Regions from separate parts of the Homo sapiens genome. Here region 1 is linked to region 2. The links are chromatin contacts, found by POLR2A ChIA-PET in ENCODE. All regions are on one chromosome and are shown on one strand. Each heading gives the region's core, a stretch centred on a gene start or an enhancer-like site at or near the end of the contact. The rest is flanking DNA. Distances are from core to core; before and after follow the strand shown.

Region 1 (5,761 bases), core at 751-3,250, about 37 Mb after region 2:
GCGTTCGCGGGTGTGGCCGGCAGCAAATGGAGAAACCCTTGGCAGCGCCCGGACGCCCTCCAGTGGCGGCTCCTGAGAACCGGGGACAGTTCAATCCGGGCCACAAACTTTTTTAGAACAAATCATTGTGGGAAGCTGGGAGGAGAGAGAGAGAGAGGAAGTCGGACGTGGGCGAGGGGCGGGGTGTCTGGACTGGAACCTCTGGGCCCACGTGAGTGTCTGTCCCGCTGCTGAGTGGGTGCTGTGTGTTTGGGTTGCTGTAGTGTTCGCTTGTAGTGCAACTATCCTGTGTTATCTTTATTATTCGATGCCGCCTGCCTCTGCGGACCGTAGTGGGCACATCTACACTGCAGCGGGGTGCCTTACCCAAAGCAGATCGGAATTGGGGCCGGGCGCGGTGGCTCACGCCTGTAATCCCAGCACTTTGGGAGGCCGAGGCGGGCGGATCACTTGAGGTCAGGAGTTCGAGACCAGCCTGGCCAACATGGTGAAACCCCGTCTCTACTAAAAATACAAAAATTAGTCGGGCATGGTGGCGGGGACCTGTAATCCCAGCTACTCGGAAGGCTGAGGCAGGAGAATCGCTTGAACACGGGAGGCGGAGGTTGCGGTGAGCTGAGATAGAGGCCCTGCACTCCAGCCAGGGTAACAAGAGCGAGACTCCGTCTCAAAAAAAAAAAAAAAAAAAAAAGAACAACAAAAAAAAGAACTGGATGCGTCTGATCTGACGCACGCCTGTTTGTTTACGACTGCGGGGTGTGCCTTTGTCTGAGTAGAGATAGTGTGTGGCTTTTGCGGGCTTAACGTGTGGCTCAGGAGGCAGTGGGAGTCTGCATCATGTATCCCGATTGCGTCTTACTCGAGTTTTGTTTTGAGTTAGAGGCGACAGGTGGTGCAGCGTTAGACACTGGGAAGCTCTGTGGCTTTTGTATTCCTGAGCGCGAAGGTTAATGACGGATCCGTGGGGTTGAGCTTGTCGGTACAGACGCCAGACAGCCCGATTTACGGGAACAGCCGATTAGAGGATTCGGGAGAGCGGTCGGTGAACTTCTGGATGTCTTTCGGGAGGGGAAGGCTCTATGGTCGCGTGCAGAGCGCCCGTTCCACGTCAGGTACCCGACCATAGAGCAAGGCGGCCGCGGACTACCCAAGGGAAGGGGAGGCCGTGTCCTTTACAACTTGCCTCCCGTTGTTAGTCTAGTTTCTATAGCCAAACCTTCGGGACTCTCTCAACTCAAAATTTTGCTTTTCCTAAAGGCAACTGGGTTCCTTCCAGATTACGAACTGTGTATCCACTTAATCTCTATTTCGTATACCTCCTCCTACAGCGAAATTTGTGAGGCAGTCCTCTGAAGCACGGCCAATCTGGTGAACTTTTCCTAAAATGAGCCATCGCTACCAGCTTTAGTGAGCTAAGACAATAACTGCGATTGGTGGGCAGATTGTTTTGAAACCGCCCTAACGGCAAGGGGCGGGCTCCTGGTGAATTCATCTCTTTCCGGTTTCTTAAAGGCAACAGGAAGGAGGGGTTTCTGCCGACCCTCCATTTGATTGGTTCTAGTGGTTTTACCCGCTCGGACTCCTCAAGGGGCGGGAGATGTACACCAATCGGAATGTGTGTTACAGAGACACTTAGTTTGATGAAAGGACTGCGCAGGAAAGGCCGTGGGACACTCATTCTGAGATCTTACCGTTGATTGGACCAAATTGTTACTCCCTTATTTTCATTGGACCTTACGGCAGCCGGCGCGCGAGAGTTACCCAATCAGCAAGCGCTCCGCCTCCTGCCTTTTCCCGCCCTCCGCTCCGGCCTCGGCTTCGACGTAGGCCAACGCTTCCTCCCCAGTAGCTCCTAGGCCTTCTCGTGGCCGTTGTTTTGAAAACGGCGCTCTGATTGGCTAGGTTTCCGGGCCCGCGCCCGTTGCCCCACGCACTGACCAATTGGCACTCATGTAACATCGGACGAGGCACGAGTGAGGGGGGAGGCGGTGGCGGCGGCCATTTTGAGCCGCTGCCGCCATTGGAGTGGGCCCCCCCCCTTTCCCCCTTCGCCTCCTGACAGGAAAGGTTTAAGGGGGACAGAGCCCTGGGAGGCCGGGCCGGGCTCGGGGGCCACCCCGGGGGCCCGGGCCATGGATGTGCGCCGTCTGAAGGTGAACGAACTTCGCGAGGAGCTGCAGCGCCGCGGCCTGGACACTCGAGGCCTCAAGGCCGAGCTTGCTGAGCGGCTGCAGGCGGCGTTGGAGGCCGAGGAGCCTGACGACGAGCGGGAGCTCGACGCCGACGACGAACCGGGGCGACCCGGGCACATCAACGAGGAGGTCGAGACCGAGGGGGGCTCCGAGCTGGAGGGGACCGCGCAGCCACCGCCGCCCGGGCTGCAGCCGCACGCGGAGCCCGGCGGCTACTCGGGGCCGGACGGACATTGTGAGAGTGCGCGGGGCGGGGGCCGGGGAGCCCGGAGCCTGGGCCGAGGAAAGGGCTGTGGGACGCGGGAGTCCAGCGCCTGAGGTCGGGGAGACGACCTGAGGATCGGGGGATCCCGCTACCCGCCGCCGAAAAGGATCTGGGGACCAGGGCCCCAGCACGACCGGAGGGTGGATCCTGACACTCAGTGCAGGGGGGACACTGGGGGAGGGGCCTCTGGGTTTCGGAGGTGAGGGACGGGGGTGGCGGGGAGGATTCCGTACCGTAGGGATCGGAGACCGGAAACTGCTTTCTGGAGCCGAAGAGAGTCGGAAGAACAAGAGGTTTTCCGTTTGGGTTGGGGAGGGTCTCGAAAATGGGGATCCTAGGGTACGGAGCTCCGTGGGCTTGGCGGTCGTGCTAGCCCAGCGTGTGGGCTGGGGGGTGGGGAGCCGTGTTTCCAGGGTGGGGAAGGAATGTCCAGGTGTGCGGGGCTGCGAGAGTTCTGAGGAAGGAGGATCCTGGAATATGCCGCTGGATGCGATCCTGGGCGTTCTCCTATTTGGGTACGGGGGTGGGTGGGAGAGGTGGAGGCGCTGGTGTCTGTGGCTGGGGAGGGTCCTAATGGACTCAGTGCTTTGGAGTTTGGCTAGTGAGCATTTAGGGGCTGCGGGAGATTGAACTAGGGGGCACCCCCATCTCTCTTCCGGGGCTGGAAGGCCACCCTTGAAGCAGGCACAGCCTGGACATTAGGTGCTGGGAGATCTGGGGACTTTCTGGTTGGCTTCTAGAAGAGGTATAGGGAGCCCTGGTGTCCAGAGGCTGGCGGGGGAGAGGATGCTTTCCTGGACAAAGGATCTGGGGGTCTAGAGCTAAGAAAACTGAGGGCAAATAACTCTTGAGGCTGCTGCTGACTGGTCTGGAGCTAACTGTGGGGTTTTTGGAGAACAGAGGGTAGCTGGGGGTGGGATGGGGGCAGATGAGTTGGTAACATTCCAAGTGGATGAAATATGTGGCGGGAGACAGAGGATCCTGTGTCCAGCACAGGAGTACGTATCTGGCTTAGCGAATATGGGGAGGGGGGAGGCCGTAGGGAGCAAAGAGAAAGAAACCTGTTGACTTCACTGGAGGCCTCAGAGTGGAGTGTGGGGAATGTTTCTGGACCTGAGCGTCTCCAGGAGAAATCTCGACGGTTCCCAGAAGCAGTTATTTGTGTACCCAGGGAGTGGGGGCCCTCGGGGAGCAGCACGGAACTCTTCATCAGCCAGGAGCTGTGACTCTGGGAATGGGTTCGGGTAGACCTGCGGTTGTCTGAGGAGAGGAAAACCTGATATGGGACGGCGTGAATCTTCAGTTAGAAAAAAAGCAGCTTTCGGGCCGAGTGCAGTGGCTCACGCCTGTTATTCCAGCACTTTGGGAGGCCGAGGCGGGCGGATCACGAGGTCAGGAGTTCAAGACCAGTCTGGCCAGCATAGTGAAACCCTGTCTCTACTAAAAATACAAATATTAACCGGATCTGGTGGTGTGCGCCTGTAGTCCCAGCTACTCGGGAGGCTGAGGCAGGAGAATCGCTTGAACTTGGGAGGGGGAGGTTGCAGTCAGCCGAGATTACGCCATTGCACTCCAGCCTGGGCAACAAAAGTGAAACTCCGTCTCAAAAAAGAAAAAAGCAGCTTTCTTTCTCTTTTTTTTAAATACAGATGGGGGGTCTCGCTATGTTGCCCAGGGTGGTCTTGAACTCCTGGGTTCAGGTGATCTCACCTCGGCCTCCTGAAGTGCTGGGATTACAGGCGTGAATCACTGCACCAGGCCTCAGGGCAGCTTTCTAGTAGGACTGGGAAATGGGGGGACTGGAAAGGTTAAGGAGTAAGTAGAAGGGATTCTGGCGTAAGAGTTTGTGGAGTTTTTCTGAAAAGAGGGCACCCTGGGACTTGGGGCTAAGGGGATAAGGAGAGAAATGAGGTAACAGAAGAGACAGGATTTGGGGTTGGAATTGGATACTTGTTCATAAGAGAATTTCCCGGAGGGAGGAGTGTGGATTTGGGGTAGGCAGTGGCCTAGAGATTATCGAGGACCCAGGTGCTGGAAAGAGGACTTCCCATTGCAGAGACTTGTGAAGAAAGGAGTGGGCCTGTGTGTGTGTCTAGAGCAGGAGGGATCGTGGCAGGAATGCCTAGCAAGAAAGGGTAGTGGGTTAGTAGTGACCTGGTGGTCTGGGCAGAGAGTCATCTCTGAGAGGAAAGCGAATTAGGTGCTTTGGAGCGTAGACTCTAGACTAAGACAGACTTCGTTTCAAATCTGGCTTAAAGATATTGGCAAGTCACTTCACCTCTGTGGGCCTGGTTTCCTTAATGTGTAAAATGGGGTTAATCAACAAATAGTGTGTTCACAGCCCCTCCAACCCCTGAGGGGTGTTATGAATGAGATCACATGTGAAGGGCTTATCACTGGGCCTGCCTTTTATGAGAAGAGGGATGTTTTAGAGAATGGAGAAGGACCCTAGAATTATAGCTTCTCCAGGAGGGGCTGCCTCTGTGAACACAGGAGAGAGATGCTGGGGAAAAGAGGCTTTGTGGGAAGAGGAGCATTGTGCTTGGAGCCTGGAAGCAGCAGAATAGTTTGAAAGGGCCCCATATTCCAATTAAGGAGATAATGCTATTTCTTCCTCTCTCCCTTACTTGCTACAACAAAGTCCTTTGAGCCCCCTTCATGCCTCCCTTAAGCCCTCCTTCAACCTTGGTAAACAGACCGGTAGCAAACCACATGACCTGTGACTTTCCTCCCTTTGGGCTGCACCTGGTTTGTGCCCAGATGTATTTATCCTCTGAGAAGGAATCCGATCAGTTAGCAAGTGGCAGAATAGTCTCTCCTTCCCTTTGGTTCTGGCTCACGGCTCCTGGCATAGCCACTGGTAGGGCCCTTGGGGCCCTAACTGAGAGCTAGCCCCTGGGGAGGAGAGCCTGTATGCTGCCCATCCTAGCTTTCTAAAGTTCTCTCTGGGTTTGGCTGCAAGGTTCTTGAGGGAATTTCTGGTTTTAGTTCCACCTCTGAGCTTTCACACGTGTTATCCCAACCCCAGTAACATTCTCCATTCTCATCACTGAGTCATTACCTGTGTATCCTTTGAATCAAGGCTTATCTGTTATTTTCCAGGTCCCTTTCTTCATTCCTGGTACTACTTTGTAGCCTTCAACACAATCATATTAAATTTTTGTGTGTCTTTAAGATTTGTCTGTCTCACTAAACTGAAGGCTTCAGTGGGGCAAGCTTGTCTTCAGCTGTATCCCAGGCTCTGGAGTATAGTATGCATGCCATGAATAGTTAATATTATTATTCTTACCACTCTTAGTTGAGC
Region 2 (6,043 bases), core at 1,003-3,502:
CCTCCCGCCCGGACCGCGCCAGCGACAGGCTCCCGGGCGCCGCCGACCCTCTGCGCGCCTCAGCAGTCCCCGTCGGCGCCGCCTCCGCCACCCGCTTGCCAGCTCCGCGCCCGCCCCGGCGCCGCCTCAGCCGCTCGCGCGCCCGCGCGGCCAGGATATTACATGGCAACCGCACGCTTCCGGTGCCGGCCCCCGCGCGCGCCCCCGGCCCCCGCGCGCGCCCCCGGCCCCGTCTGCGCACGCGCGCCCTCTGCCGGCTGAAGAGCGCACGTGCACATTGTCTACCGCGGGAGAGGCCGCCTCTGTCAGTGAGTTGAGCGGGGCGAGCCTAGAGGGGCCGTAGCAGTTGCAGCGCCCCCTGGAGTCGTGGAGGTGACCCTAACGTCTTGGAAAACGCGCTTAGTTTAAACCTGGCCAGGGAGGTTGGGAAGTAGAAGGGGCCCCTGCTTACGATTCTTCAGATTCCTGTTTACTCATCTTAGCTAAATCCAGTTCGTCTAAGTGTTCAGCCCCCTCCCATTTTTATTTATTTATTTATTTTTTTTTTGAGACGGAGTCTTGCTTTGTCTCCCAGGCTGGAGTGCAGTGGCGTGATCTCGGCTCACTGCAACCTCCGCCTCCCGGGTTCAAGCGATTCTCCTGCCTCAGCCTCCCAAGTAGCTGAGATTACAGGCGCGCACCACCATGCTAGGCTAATTTTTGTATTTTTAGTAGAGACAGTGTTTCGCCATGTTGGCCAGGCTGGTCTCGAACTCCTGACCTCAGGTGATCCAACCCCCAACCCCCCCACCAAATCCAGCCTCCCAAAGTACTGGTCTCACAGGTATGAGCCACCGTGCCCGGCCACCTCTCTTCCTCTCTCTCTCTGTCCTGTGTTCATCCATTCAGTTGCCCACGTGACACATCTAGACATCTAGGTCTGTCTTCATGCCTTGACCATACTTTCCACCAGTCCTCCCCTCCAATTCTTCCTTGTCATGGCAGCCAGAAAGATGCTTCTAGAATGCAATTCAGGGCCAGGGGCGGTGGCTCACGCCTGTAATCCCAGCACTTTGGGAGGCCTAGGTGGGCGGATCACGAGGTCAGGAGATTGAGACCATCCTGGCTAACACGGTGAAACCCTGTCTCTACTAAAAAATAGAAAAAATTAGCCGGACGTGGTGGCGGGCGCCTGTGGTCCCAGCTACTAGGGACTCCGTCTCAAGAAAAAAGAAAGAAAGAAAGGAAGGAAGGAAGGAAGGAAGGAAGGAAGGAAGGAAGAAAGAAAGAAAGAAAACCTGTTTCTACACTCACAGGCTGACACTGAAGTTCTCTGTTTTGTGTGAGGCTTTTAATCTGCTTGATCTACACAGTTCAATCAAATATTTATACATTCACTCAAACATTTATTGACCTGGTAAATATGATCAGTTACTAACAGGTCCTGGGGTTCCAGTGAGGAATGAGTCCTACCCTCGCCAGAACTAATGACAAAAGGCAGAAATTAATTCATTAGTCAAATAACAAACTAATAAATAGACACAGCTGTAATTGCTTTAAGGAAAAGAACAGTGTTGTAGGCACTTGATATTGTCAGGGTTGGGGAAGAAAAGGCTTCCTGGGGTGACGATCTAAGATCTGAAAAGTATAAATTAGCCAGGAAAAGAGCTGCGAAAAGATTGTTCTAGGCAGAGAAAACAGCATGTGCCAATTTCCTGAGGATTAAACCAGAAACGATCCATTTCGTCCATTTCGTTCACTCATTCTACATGTTATTTACTGAATGTCAAATACTTCCGAAGCGCTCCCCAGACTTCGTTTTATTGTTCTTGTAGAAAGCAATTTATAATTTTAATTGCTGTTGCTATATTTAGCCGATGTCCCATTAGGATAAACTCAAAACTCCAGGTTCCTCATCTAAATCCCACTTTCAAGTTGTCATCTGCGCCTTGCGTAAAATGTTCTGGTGACGTAAGAGCCTGGGCCTCCCTCCTCTTAGGGACTATCCCACGCGATCAGCCAGTCGCAGCGCAGAGCAATGAGCTTGACACCTCCTTCCTCCAATCGCAGGGCAGCTCCTCCCAGCCAATGACAGGCCTCCGAGGGGAAGCCCAGTCCCTCGCGGATATGTCAATGGGCGAGCCCTGGGAGGAATGGAAGTCACGGATCTCGCGAGGATGCCCCCGGCGCCCCTCAATTCCCGAGGCGGGCCGTCACGTGACCCGGGCTCGCCCAATTGGCGCGCGGACTGCGGGGGTCGCCGCGGTTCCCGCCAAATACGAGCGCGGCGGCCGCGGCGGCAGCAGCGGCGCGGGCGGGAGGGCGAAGAGCAGCGGCCGCCTGAGGGGAGCCCGCGCCTCCGCCGCCTGAGAGGAGGTCGAGCTGCCGCCGGGGCGATGCTGGAGGAGCTGGAGTGCGGGGCGCCCGGCGCCAGGGGAGCCGCCACAGGTCGGTTCGGGCCCGCGCCGAGGGGAAGGGGGGGCGCGGCGCGCGGCCTGGACGGGCCGAGGCGGCGATGGGAGGCGGACGGGCCTCCGGGCGCCAAGCCTGGTCCTGCGGGCCGGGCGTTCACCCCCTGGGGCCTTCTCATCCCCAGCGAGGGCCTGGCGTCCCCAAGGGCACCCTTGTTGACGTTATTGTTGTAGCCGCGACCATATTGTTTGTTTCCGGCGCTTTTGCGTCAGTTCGTCCCTCCAGGACTCTCTGGGGCGGTGGGTCGGAGGGGCCGAGAGGGGAAACTGAGGCCCAGGGAAGCGAAAGGGCTTGCCCTGCAGGTTACTGGATGCGTTTGTGTCCCTTGACCATGTTGGACCTTGCAGCGGGTGGGGAAACTGAGGCCCAAGGTCGCACGGGCTCGGGGACCAGTACCGATGCCGCTGAGGGTCGGGGTAAGCCCGGGTAAGAAGAGGCCCAGATGGTAGAGATGGCCAGGAGGGTGGGACTCCCGAGTTCTTGCTCCTTCCTGATATGCACCGTGACTTCCTCCTCCGTGTGCCTTGGAATGGGGTCTTTGGAGCCCACCACAGGCCTCCTGAAACGTGGGAGGGTGAACCAAGGAAGACCAGACTGTCCCTCTCCCTTGCTGGACTCTGCATTACATAACGCTTTGGCAGCACTTGGCATTACGCTTTGGCACATAGTAGGTGCTCAGTAAATAACGTGAACGAATGAAGGGCTAGAATGGACGCCAGTCCAGTTTCTCAGCCTCAGCAGTGTTGATATTTGTTGCCGTCCTGGGCACGGCACTGCAGGGTGTTAAGCATCATCCCTGGCCTCCGCCTTTTGCAGGCCAGTAGCAGCCCCTCTCACCATGCCTTAGTAACAGCCAGAAATACCATTGCCCTGTGTCCCCTATGGGGCAGATTCCGCCTTGGCTGAAAATCATGGCTGTAGTTCCTTCTAGCCTGTGGGATTTCCCGGAGACATAAAATTAATATAAAGTTGGTACTGTCGTGGAGCTGTGATGTTTTAAGTCAGGATGTTTAACTTTATTTATTTATTTATTTTGAGACTGAGTCTTGCTCTGTTGCCCAACCTCTGCCTCTCTGGTTCAAGCGATTCTTCTGCCTCAGCCTCCCAAGTAGCTGGGATTACAGGCCTGCACCACCATGCCTGGCTAATTTTTGTATTTTTTAGTAGAGACGGGGTTTCACCATGTTGGGCAGGCTGGTCTCGAACTTCTGACCTCAGGTAATCCACCTGCATTGGCCTCCCAAAATGCTGGGATTACAGGCATGAGCCACCATGCCTGGCCAGGATATTTAACTTTAAAAAAAAAAATCGCTACTCGCTAGGACCATGCTATCATGAAAGGAAAGTATATTTTAGTGCCAAATAAAATTAGAAAGGATGTAATCGCAGAATAAAGAGCAGTTAGTAACTTTATACACACATATGTGTTAATCGTGTGTATCTTTGGATCTCTGGATTGGGAGTGTCCCGTTTTATATACAAGATTTTTTAATGAGGGTGGGTCCTGTTTTTAATGAGGTTGTTTCTGTTCCACTTGCACCAAAGCTAGTGACTCAAAGCCACACAAATAGATTTTTGTGATTGTCTCGAAAATAAAGTTAAGTGACTAAAAATCATATCCTTCAGTTAGGGGGTAGAAATCCATGGCTTTTGGTAAGTGGACACTTGAGAATGATACTGTCTTTATTTCTTTGAAGTGGCTAGAAAGGAAACATGAATTTTCTCAGTACCTTTTCTTATTCACTAAGCTTGGGGCGGTGGGTGAGGGGTGGTTTCATGTATGGACGATGGAGTTTTTTAGGAAGCCCCAGTCTGCTTTTAAAAAGTACTCACTTTTATGTAATGCTTACAAAACATACGTAGATTAACCAAAATAACTAAACTAGGTTTTGCCAAGCCAGATCTCCTGGTAAGTGTGAGCTTCCTAAACTTACTCTGTTTAAGGTATTTATCTAAAGACTCGCTTCTATTTATGATCACTGCTGCATCTGCTTTGATATTATTAGATGGTTTCTTGAGATTTTTTTTGCAGGAAAATATTTTGTCTTATCTTCTCTTGACAGCACTTCAGCTCCTGCCTGGCAAGCTCAAAGTGCTTTAAATTGTGGTACCTTCATGAATTCTCTTTAAAAAGAAAAGGATCCCTTTTCTGATTTTACAGATTTGGTGGTGGTATGGGGGCTTGGGTTGGAGGAAGATGTTTGGGGATCATGGGAATGAAATAGGTAATCTGATGTTTTCTCTCCTCCCTACTTTTACTCATTCCACTTTCATTTCATGAAACAGTTCCGGTTACTCTCTTAGTTGGCTTTCTGATTTATTCCAGACCCTAACCAGGTACCATAGGTGCAGCATGGAACAAGTCTTTCTGCTGTCATAGAGTTGGCATTTTGTTTCCAGAGAGACGTAATAAACACGAAAGTTTCAGATTAAATGCCACAAAGAAAATAAAACAAGACATGACAGTGTCTAGGGTAGGATTTCTCAACCTATTAACATTTTGAGGCCAAGCGCCGTGGCCAGCACTTTGGGAGGCTGAGGCGGGTGGATCACGAGGTCAGGAGTTCGAGACCATTCTGGCTAACATGGTGAAACCCCGTCTCTGCTAAAAATACAAAAATTAGCCGAGAGTGGTGGCATGCGCCTGTAGTCCCAGCTACTTGAGAGAGTGAGGCAGGAGAATCGCTTGAACCCAGGAGGCGGAGGTTGCAGTGAGCTGAGACTGTGCCATTGCACTCCAGCCTGGGCGACAGAGTGAGACTCTGTCTCCAAAAAAAAAAAAAAAATTTTTTTTTTTTGGCCCATATAATTCTTCATTGTGGTGTGCTGTGCATTGCATTGTGGGACATTTAGCAGAATCCCTGGCCTCTACCCACTGGATGTGAATAGCATCCCTTTGAGCCCTCCCTGCATCATGACAACCAAAAACATCTCTAGACTGTGTCAAATGGCCCCCGAGGACAGAGGGGTCAGAATTGCCTCCACCTTGTACATAATTGGCTCTACATATGTATTTGCTAACTTGATTATTTGCAGAATTTAACAGTTTACCCTTTGACACTTTTATTTGCAGCCATGGATTGCAAAGATAGACCAGCTTTTCCAGTTAAGAAGTTAATACAAGGTAATTATTTGGAAATGGGTTAAAGAGTTGTTCGTAGTTTATAGTCTTCCTTGTCTCTTGTTGGAGACCTCAGTGGAAGCCTGGAGCTAGAGGGGAGAGAAACAGTCCTTCTTCAGACCAGGAAGCTGGGAAAATGCTTTTCACACAGTAATGTCTCGTGGGGTTCCCACAAGTAAACCCCGAGGCCTCCACTTATGCACGATTGGTGTTTTGTAACTTGCAGCTGGGAGCTCTCCTGTATGTTGTAGGGAGCGTAGCAGCATCCCTGGCCTCTTCCCACCGGATGCCAGTAAGTGCATCCTCCAAGTCGTAACAACCAAAAATATCTCTATACGTGGCTGATGTCCCCTGGGAGGTAGAACTGCCCCCTCAGAGAACCACTGTTGTCCTGGAAGATAAATGCTCCCAAATCCTTCTGCATAAAACGGGGAGTGTGTTCACCCTTGGGCCAGATGAGCGGTTGGATTG

What was found. ChIA-PET counts read pairs that join two places held with the same protein, here RNA polymerase II (POLR2A).
Region 1: POLR2A ChIA-PET joins it to region 2 with 15 read pairs in T-cell. The contact joins the promoter of HNRNPUL1 here to the promoter of CHAF1A in region 2. POLR2A ChIA-PET finds 5 or more read pairs at or near these places in 2 of 52 experiments (AG04449 and T-cell).

Annotation. Positions count from the first base shown.
Region 1 is chr19:41,262,372-41,268,132 of GRCh38, forward strand. HNRNPUL1 (heterogeneous nuclear ribonucleoprotein U like 1) reads left to right here and starts at 2,001. Exons shown (of 15, transcript NM_007040.6): 1 at 2,001-2,427. The coding sequence starts at 2,133. RefSeq lists enhancers at 1-76, 433-972, 973-1,512, 1,513-2,051 and silencers at 2,057-2,296, 2,387-2,456, 2,477-2,526.
Region 2 is chr19:4,400,388-4,406,430 of GRCh38, forward strand. CHAF1A (chromatin assembly factor 1 subunit A) reads left to right here and starts at 2,253. Exons shown (of 15, transcript NM_005483.3): 1 at 2,253-2,427; 2 at 5,525-5,575. The coding sequence starts at 2,376. SH3GL1 (SH3 domain containing GRB2 like 1, endophilin A2) reads right to left here and starts at 160. Exons shown (of 10, transcript NM_003025.4): 1 at 1-160. RefSeq lists enhancers at 1-350, 2,013-2,710, 2,711-3,406 and silencers at 1-258, 2,221-2,500.